Regions from separate parts of the Mus musculus genome. Here region 2 is linked to region 1. The links are chromatin contacts, found by Hi-C or POLR2A ChIA-PET in ENCODE. All regions are on one chromosome and are shown on one strand. The core of a region is the stretch at or near the end of the contact, and the rest is flanking DNA. Distances in the headings are between cores, read along the strand shown.

Evidence for each region. A loop is a pair of places that touch in the nucleus more often than their neighbours do. ChIA-PET counts read pairs that join two places held with the same protein, here RNA polymerase II (POLR2A).
Region 2: POLR2A ChIA-PET joins it to region 1 with 28 read pairs in Patski. The contact joins the promoter of Cyb561d1 here to the promoter of Gnai3 in region 1. A Hi-C loop is called at or near these places in 1 of 37 maps with a recorded cell type or tissue (gastrocnemius). POLR2A ChIA-PET finds 5 or more read pairs at or near these places in 3 of 5 experiments (Patski and embryonic stem cell).

What each region holds. Positions count from the first base shown.
Region 1 is chr3:108,144,169-108,148,484 of GRCm38, forward strand. It overlaps Gnai3 (guanine nucleotide binding protein (G protein), alpha inhibiting 3), which reads right to left and starts at 1,984. Exons shown (of 9, transcript NM_010306.3): 1 at 1,720-1,984. The coding sequence starts at 1,837. It overlaps Gpr61 (G protein-coupled receptor 61), which reads right to left. Exons shown (of 3, transcript NM_001305461.1): 3 at 4,153-4,316.
Region 2 is chr3:108,199,540-108,204,050 of GRCm38, forward strand. Cyb561d1 (cytochrome b-561 domain containing 1) reads right to left here and starts at 1,295. Exons shown (of 3, transcript NM_001081320.2): 1 at 1,088-1,295; 2 at 586-623; 3 at 1-176. The coding sequence starts at 1,235. Atxn7l2 (ataxin 7-like 2) reads right to left here. Exons shown (of 11, transcript NM_001289545.1): 10 at 3,709-4,504; 11 at 2,689-2,834. The coding sequence ends at 2,820.

The DNA of each region.
Region 1 (4,316 bases), core at 734-3,233:
TTTACACCAGACTCTGAAAGGCCCCCAGGAACTAACATTCAGCATGAACTTGTCTTTAAAAAAAAAAAACAAAAACAAAAAAAACACTGATTGGTTAACAGTAAATACTTAAGTCCCTGCTAAGTACCAGAAACCACGTTCATCCACAAAAGATACCTATTATCGGCCATCACTGGAAAGAGAGGCCCATTGGACTTGCAAACTTTATATGCCCAAGTAGAGGGGAATGCCAGGGCCAAAAAGTGGGAGTGGGTGGGTAGGGGAGTGGGGTGGAGGGTATGGGGGACTTTTGGGATAGCATTGGAAATGTAAATGAGGAAAATACCTAATAAAAATATTTTTAAAAAGATACCTATTATACAGGCACTGGCAGTCCAGAGCTATGCTATGAATTCTTATCCTTTGGAAGCTCAAACTCCACTGCATAACGTTTTCTTTATATTCAAGCTGCCGCTCAGAGCTTCCAAAATATATAAGCAAGCAGCCAGCCCATCTTAAAGCACGAAGTCAGCCTAAGATTATGGCAGTGGTGTCCGTCCTCTGGAGCTCTACAAAGTGAAATTAGTGCTCTAAAGTGACCTTTCGGGACGGTATTTATCTAAAAAGCTCTGCTGCTTCCAGAACCTGTGACTTATTCGTAATGATTCTCATCTAACAGATTCCTCAAAGATATAAATAATGAATACAGCTGGATTTACTGGTAAGCTAATGCGAGAGAAGTTTATATGATTTACTGGGCCTATCAAAGTTTAAAACGAAATTATCCTGACTGAAACATGTCTGACTAGAGATAAAAAAGCCCACTTGAGTATAAGACAACACGGTGTTTGTAGTCTGAAAGCCAATACATACTTTTATTTTGAAAAACCCAATTAAAAAAAAAAATCAACCCCTCCCAAATAGATCACAATCTCTACAATAAATCTGCCCCAGTCCATATGTTATCCTCTACTATTCCCGACACACATGGTCCCACTGTCCTCTACCCCAAACCTCAAAAATGGCATTCTTTCAATTTCCTCAGCTCACACCATCCCTAGCCCTTTAATTTAAAAAAGGAATCACGGAAGCTCAAGAGAATTTAAAAAAAAAAAAGAGAGAGAGAGAGATTTTAAAAAAAAGTTGAAAAAAGTATTAGTGGCCTCTGCACCCAAGGTCTTTTCTTTTATACCTAAGAACCTGTCATTTATTTCAACCGCCTCCTGGGTGTTCCTGGACAACCCACCTCACTAACAGCACAAAAAGACTTGCGAGCAAGTTCTTTATGTGACCCTCTCTGTACTAGCTTCGCTATTTAATCATTCAATCCTTCCAGCTTTATCCTGACATCAAGTATCAAACTCACACAAACCCTAGACAGGCCCCACCAGACACCATACACTATCCTCCTCAACACGTTCCAGCCCAGTGTGAACCCTCCCTAATTTCGGTCCCTCCCTTTAAGAGCCGTGCCCGGATTCCCAGCACAGTCTCGGGGCTCCAAACTCCCCAACTCTACTAAGTACCATCCCAGCCGGGTTACACCCTCTCCAACCTGAAATCCCCACGCCTTCCGGGGCCTCAGTCGCCAAGCCCAGTACCCGCCCCATTGCTGGGCATCCCCTCCTTGTCCCTTTGGGGTCCTCTCTGCCGGCCTTGGCCAGACCCCGATCAGCTCCGGCTGCTCCCGGGGCCGGGCTCTCCGGCTCCAGCGCTCCAGCTCCGCCCCCAGCCCCTCACCGAGCAGCAGCAGCTTCACTTCTTTGGCCGCTTTCTCCCCGTCCTCCCGCAAGTTGCGGTCGATCATCTTGCTCCGCTCCACCGCCGCCTTGTCCTCGGCGCTCAACGTGCAGCCCATGGCGGCGGCGGGAGAGGGGACCGGGCCCGGGCTCACTCACACACACCGCGGGAATCGCCACACACCGGCGGAGACGGGTCTTCTGCTGGGCGGTGGCCTTCTCCGTCAGCTCCCCTAGCTCCCGGAAGAACCGGATGTGTGCTGTTTACGACACTTCCGGCGACGCCCAGCGGCCGTTACTACTTAGAGCGCTGTGCCAGTGGGAGGCGGAGGTGGTACGGAGAGCGGAAGTTCCCTGGTACCTGACTGTCCCCGTGGAGTGATGGCGAGCCTTCGCTCCGCACCTCCCAGCCTTAATACCCTTTTACTTCTCCGGCTCCTGGACTTGGATTCCAAGTGTAGAAAAAGCGGGACTTCCAGCACGTGGTGTGCTCTGGAGGTTTGGCGGTGAGGATCAGATTCTCAAATGAGAGCTCACAGTCCTCTGGGAATTGCTGTTGGGAAAAGCCTCCCTCTCCAGAAAACAAACAAACAAAAAAACCTTTTTTCCTTTTCATCTGTGATTTGGAGCCCAGGTCTCTGTCCAGAGCCGCGTGTTGGGCACTTCAGCCAAAGTTCCCTCCGTCTGATCCTTGAGCTGCCCAGCCTGGATGTTCACCCATTCCTCTGGCTACACCCATTATGCCAAGTATATATTAGTCCTTCTGCTACAACGTATGGATTTCTGTGAGCTGTACATATGCCTGGCACTCCTATGTTGGCAAAGGATCACTCGACCGCATCAAGTAATAGAGAGTGAAAAATAGGTAGTAAGTATTAGAATATGAAACTAGGTGTAATTCATTTATAATATTTCCACGCTTCCCTTTCTTCCAGGTAAACCTGAGGACTTAGTTCCATACCCAGAAATAAACGAGCTAATCTCTAATCTAACAAGAGTTCCTCTGTGATAGCCACAGAAAGGGGGAAGTTTGGTAAAAGTTGTCTTTCTACTATCTCCTGAATATTGGCTCTGTGAAGAATATCCTAAAGTCCCTACTAAATAGACCCACAATGACTCAACACCCGTTTTAAGAAGGGGCATTTTTTTACAGCCATTGAAACATTTCCCTGGAATTTAAAACATTTCTCTAGTAGGAGGTAACTTAAGCTACAAATTCCCAAGAGAAAGGTCTATAGTGAAAATTAATTAATTAGAACCATCTAATTAGATTAACCTCGTCCACGTCACCCATAATGCTTGTCAATTCCAAGTCTGGAAAGTCTCCCACTCATTTCCAAAAGAAACTGCTTTTCCTTTCTGATCACTTCTAGGGGGGAAAGGGTCAAGAGGAAAGGGGGAAACACAACATTATTGAGTACCTTTTTGCCAGGTAGGCACTTCCATGTCTCATCTCTTAATCCTCACAACAACCCTGTGAGGTAGGTAATATTAATCCCCATTGTCGCCAATGAGAAAATGGGCTCAGAGGAATTCAGTCGCTTTCCCACGTCCACACAGTAAGTACATCTGTCTAGTTTCAACTTCACGCCCTCTTTCTACCAGACCTCTCTAGAAGGTATAGCTGGGAGACCCCTGACAACAGAGCATCTAAGGTTTTTGGATGGCAGTCACCTCGATACCAAGATGTTGGCAAAACTGGCAGGATGGATCATCTCACCCTGTTGCTTCCTCGGCTTGTAAGGGAGATTGTGTCCAGGAACCGCCTCCAGGAGGTAAGGATTGGATATTGAACTTTACCAGTCCGTCTCAGTGACTAGAAAATTCCTGGACAGTGGCCATAGCAAAAGTTGTGGAGAAAGTTCTCTTCACAATACTAGGAAAGTTTTACTTCCTTTATGATCTGTTCCTACAGCCAGGGAAAACATGGCAGCTTGCTAGTTAATGGCAATAAGATCTCAGTGTCGGCTTATTTCAATATGACTTAGAAATATCCTTGCTCTTAAAACTTCCTTTTAATGTGAAGCAAGGGTTGAAGGGCAAAGTTAAAAAAGGAAAACTTAACAAAATGGCTGCCAAGCAATATTTAACTCTCTCTCTCTCTCTCTCTCTCTCTCTCTCTCTCTCTCTCTCTCACATCCCTCTCTCACCCTACATGTCTACGTTTCCTGTCTGCTGGGCTCACACTGCCACCTACTGGCAGTCTCTGGGTCCTACTAGCTGATTGGTGGAGTAATAGTATGTGAAAGTTTTCCCTATGATGTACTAGGAAGGAGACCTCTCAGCATGAGCTTTATCTCAAAAGAAAGGGAAGGGCTCTAAAGTTGGAAGGACTCCCATTTGCCGTGTGTTACTTTCTAAAGGATTTCCTCAGTGTAATAGGCTCCAGACTAGAAGAACACCAATGATAGGAAGACAGAAACCTGTAAATGTACCTAAGCCAAAGAGGGAAAAAGCTGTTTGCCCAGTTTTATTTAGTAGATTATTTTCTTCCCTAGAGAGTTTTGCTTACACTCCCCACACTTTCCGCATCTGCATGGAGTCTCTTATGCATCAACTTCAATATATTCTCAAAAGTCAGAACCATAGATATAATTT
Region 2 (4,511 bases), core at 45-2,544, 55 kb after region 1:
GACATCTCACTTCGGATCTTGCTGGAAATGATGAAGCCCAAGCCTAGGACAGCACAGAGGATGGCCATGGTCTGCCCTGCCCAGTGGAGTCGAATCCGGGTTTTTCGAGAGCAGAAGAAGAACAGGGAGTGCTCAGGTGAGAAGAGTAGAATAGCTTCAGCCATGCAGAGACAGAACTGTAATCATAAGGAAAGGCCAGTGAGCCTCTAGTCTACATGGAGCGCAAGGAAAAGGAGGTCTTCTCACACATTCAGAAGGACACGGGGAAGCTAAGGACTTGCAGCCTCACACACATCCTTTCTGGACCACAGAACAGCAAACATTCTACTGAGAACTTTCTACTGAGTTCTGAGGACAAAGCCTTGATAAACATCCTTCTTGCGTCTTCCTTTTAGGCACTAGAGGAGAAATATCTTCTGTTCCCCCTTTCCCTGACCTTCTCAGCCACCTGACACTTTACTCCACTTTCCCCAATCCTATAGGTTTTAGGGAAAGATGAAGCCCTCTTTAAACCCATCTCTCTGACCCTTAGGCTGAAAAACTGAATGTCTCCCCAAGAGTTAATCTAAGAATATCCGAACTCACCGCCAAGGCCATGAACACAGGGTGCCAGGAGAAAAGACCTAAGTAAGAATCAAAGAGAATAGGCTGACGGCTGGGCTTCACTGATACTGTCCCGTGGTTTGTAAATGACAAAGACCGGGCCACAAGGTCAGCATATCATCTTAAACCTAAACAAGAATCAGGAGCTCACCACAAAGGGAGGAGTCAAGGGGCCCTTACACCCCCTTGGCCTGGGGATTGCACTTGCTGCAGCCCAGTCCCTAGAGTACCTTAGCCTGCCCAGGACCCTCTAACGCTTTTCCATGTAGGGCCTCCTAAGGAAGTATCAGTTCTGTCTTTTCAAGCCCCACCCTCCCTGGACTTCCGGGAACCCGCCTACTACGCTTTTACAACCACTCCCGGACCCGCCCCTCCTCAGCTGAGGGTCCAGGTTTCCAGTCTCCCAGTGCGCCCAAAGCGGCCCCTCCAGCGCCTAGGCTCCGCCCCTTCTTTGGCCCCGCCCCACCTCGCCTCGCACACTCACTGGTTCCGGGCCGGGACAGCACAGTCAGAAAGATGGTGAAGCCCAAAGCTATCAGGTGCGCCAAGATCCCACTGCCTCTCCGCAGCCAGCGGGTCAGTCTCGGCTCCCTCGCTGGAGCGGGAACCAGACCTACCTCCATGGAATGCATAGCAGTGCCAGGCCGGCCGGCACAATCCAGCTACCAGAGGCTTCTTCCGGGTTTGCTATCGCGGAGGCGGCGGCGGCTACAGGAGAGGCTCCTCCCCGGGGAAGCTGCGGGGCCGTGTGGCGGAGGTGCCCACAGCGCCCTCTGTAGAGTGGGGGGGAAGCGCCTCGGCCCCAAAGGGCGGCTCCCGGAAACCTCCACTGACCTAATCGAGCTCCCAACCCACCTTCATTCTATCTTTGTGTCTATAAGGGTATCTCAAGAGGTCTGCGAAAATTACATCGGTAGCAACTGATACCAGCGAAATCCCAAATCACACACTTGATTCGCTGACCCAAGAGCATGAAACCAGTGTTCTGAGCAGCTTTCTAGAAGTACTGGATTCCCTGGACTGCTTACTTCTCAGACATTTCTGGCTTGTTCAAGAGACAAGATTTCTCCCTGTATTAACATAAATGAAAAGCCAAAACCTAGTGATCTAATCTGATGACTTCAGGTATGAAAACCAAAAGAAGCAATCTCATCATCCCTGCTTACAGGCGTAGTTGCTCCCCATCCCCTCCCTCCCACGCTGCCCCCTCAAAATATTCCAGATCCATGGGGCACTTTCAGCCTTTGCTGCCGCCACAGTAGAACCAGAGCTTTCCACAACCCCAAGTTCTGCTACACTATTACCTCCAAAAAGGTATGACCCAACCTAAAGAGTTCTATATGGGAGAAGCTTTACTCCGTTCAGGGCAAACTCACAGAAGAGACCAGAATGAGCTGTCCAGTGGGTAGGGAAATGGCTCTGTGGTTAAGAGTGCATATTCCTCTTGCTCAGGGGGCTCACAGCTGACTGTAACTAGCTACAGGGGGATCCCACACGTCTCGCCTCCGCAGGCATCACATGCGCATACCCACACACAGACACCATAATTAAAAAAAAAAAAAAAAAAAAAGCTGTCCAGCACTTCTAGAGCAGTGATCGCCAAGCTCAACCTCTGCATGGCTGAGGAACTAAGGCTGGTTTTAAGACATGGGAAGGGCAAGAACAGCCATTTGTAGAGGGATGGAAGCCCAGAGTAGCTAGAAAACCAGAAAGGGGCCATAAGCTAACTCCCACAAACCCTCAGGACAAAAACCCAAGGATGGCGTCAGGTGTGAGACCCCTTCCCTCTCAGTTCTTTCCCAGTGGAACCATAGTTGTCGCTCTTAAGCCTCTGGGGTGCCTGCTCACTCAGCGTCATATGCCTTATCATCCTCTCTGAGAAGATTCCCAGGGATGCCAGCTCCAGGTTTCTGTGTGCAGTGTGTGTGTGCTGGGGTGTACACTGCCTGTCATCCCAGCCTCTCGGGTTGGAGCTGCGGAGAGTAAGGACACTCACTCATTTGGCTACATCAGTTTCCATCCTTTTCTATGTTTCTGGTTTTTATATTTTCTTAGCAGCAACAGAACAGGGAGACAGTCTTGAGGTATTTTAAAGAGTTTTTTTTTTTTCTTAAAAAAAATAATATAAAGTTATAAAAAGCGGCAGCAGCCTGGGGCCCAGATCTGGAGGGGAGGAGGTGCTGGCGGCTCCGTTGCAGTGGGCAGGCACTTTCTCGTTAATGAGCTTTTGACTGCAGGGAGACAAGAGGTAAGAGACAGGGTCAGGCTAGGGGCCTACCTGTTATCCTTCCCATTGAACATCTGGGCTAACCCTTGGATTCCTTCAGCTGGCCTAATAAATACAACCGAGTAAGGGAAAAGGAATGGCAGCCTAACAGAGGACTGGGTAATGAAGCTGGAGAACACACATGCACACACCTGTACACACACAAGCAGGCCTGTCAGTTACTATCAGGTTTCCCTTACAGGTGCCAGGAGAGCTGGCAGCACTTGAGCCATGCCTAACCCAGAAGAATATTACCCTGCCTAGCCTCCCAGAAGTCCCTCCTTAGAGAGGTCACAGGGTCAAAGCAAAGCAGGCTTCAACAGGAAAGGTAAATAAACCTAGCTGCAAGCTTTGCCAGAACCTGGAGAACCTGCTGCAATCTGAAATGACTTGGTGGGCCTGAAGTTGTGGACTTGCTTTTCAATGTCCTAATGCCAGTGGGAGAACCAGAGAACTAGAGCAGCCCACCCACCCAGCTACTCTGCATGCTGGGGCCTTTCCCCGTAAGGAAAAGTAGCTCCAAGTCCTCGAGGGAGGGTCACAGCCAGTTCAAAAAGAAGTGGTCCTTTCATTAAAGCAAAGATAGGAGACAGCATGTCCTAGGCCCAAAGGAAAAGACTGGGCATAGGAAAGGTCCCTCAGGAAAGAGCTGGGGTCACCCTGGAAAGAACTGACCAACCTCTCCCCAAAGTAGGTAGCCCAGGAGCTCTCTCAATTCCCCCTTTCTTCCCCCCTTAGCATCCTTAGCACCTTCTCCATGTCGTGTACCTACTGTGCTCCCCAGCCTCAGCCCTCCCAACCCCTCTCTGCCCATGGTCTTCAGGAAGCTGGATTGGTACCTTCAGTGTAGAGCACTTCTCCTCAAAGGGCAGGGCTGGACCTGGCTTCTTGCGACGCACAGAGCAGGTCCCATCAGGAGGGACACCAGCCTGACAGTGCTTGGCCTTGACTGGCCGGCAGTAAGTGGCCAGGTTTTTCCGCTTCTTGGCTACCTCCTCCTCGGAGAGGCAGGTGGTTGGCAGGACCTTAGCTGGGTGTCCGGCCACTCCTCGGTTTTCTAGCTGAGAAGCCTTGACGGGTATGGGGGATGGATGAGGGGAACCCCGACAGTCCAGGGGACCGGCCCGTTTCACTCGTGGCCCCACTGTTCCATTAAGCCCCAAGTTCAGGGCTGTTTTAGTCTTGGTTGAGAGACCCCGACAGCTAGAGGGTTTGCCCTTTCCAGCAGGCTCCAGGATGCAGGTCCGTTTGAAGGTGGTGGGGCCAGGGGATAACTTCCGCTTTCGAGAAGGGGCCTCCATCTCCACCCCCTCCTTGCCTTTGGATGACTTGCTGGCCTTGGAAGGTGGCAGCTTGCTGAAGGACGGAGATGGAGTGTTGGCAGGCAGCGGTGAGGTAATAGCCTGGCTACCGCCCATGCACTCTGCCTGGCTGCAGGCAGCTGCTACACTGGGGGAGCCTGCAGGATAGCTAGGGACAAGGCTGTCCTTGACGGGGGGTATGGAGGCTGGACAGGCAGGTCGGGGGGCTGGACCTGGAAGTCGGGGACAGCTGCCCATAGGGGATGGACTCAAGGGATCAGATAAAGATGGACTGACAAGATGGGATGGAGGCTCGGCTGCTGGTGGGATTTTCCTGTAGC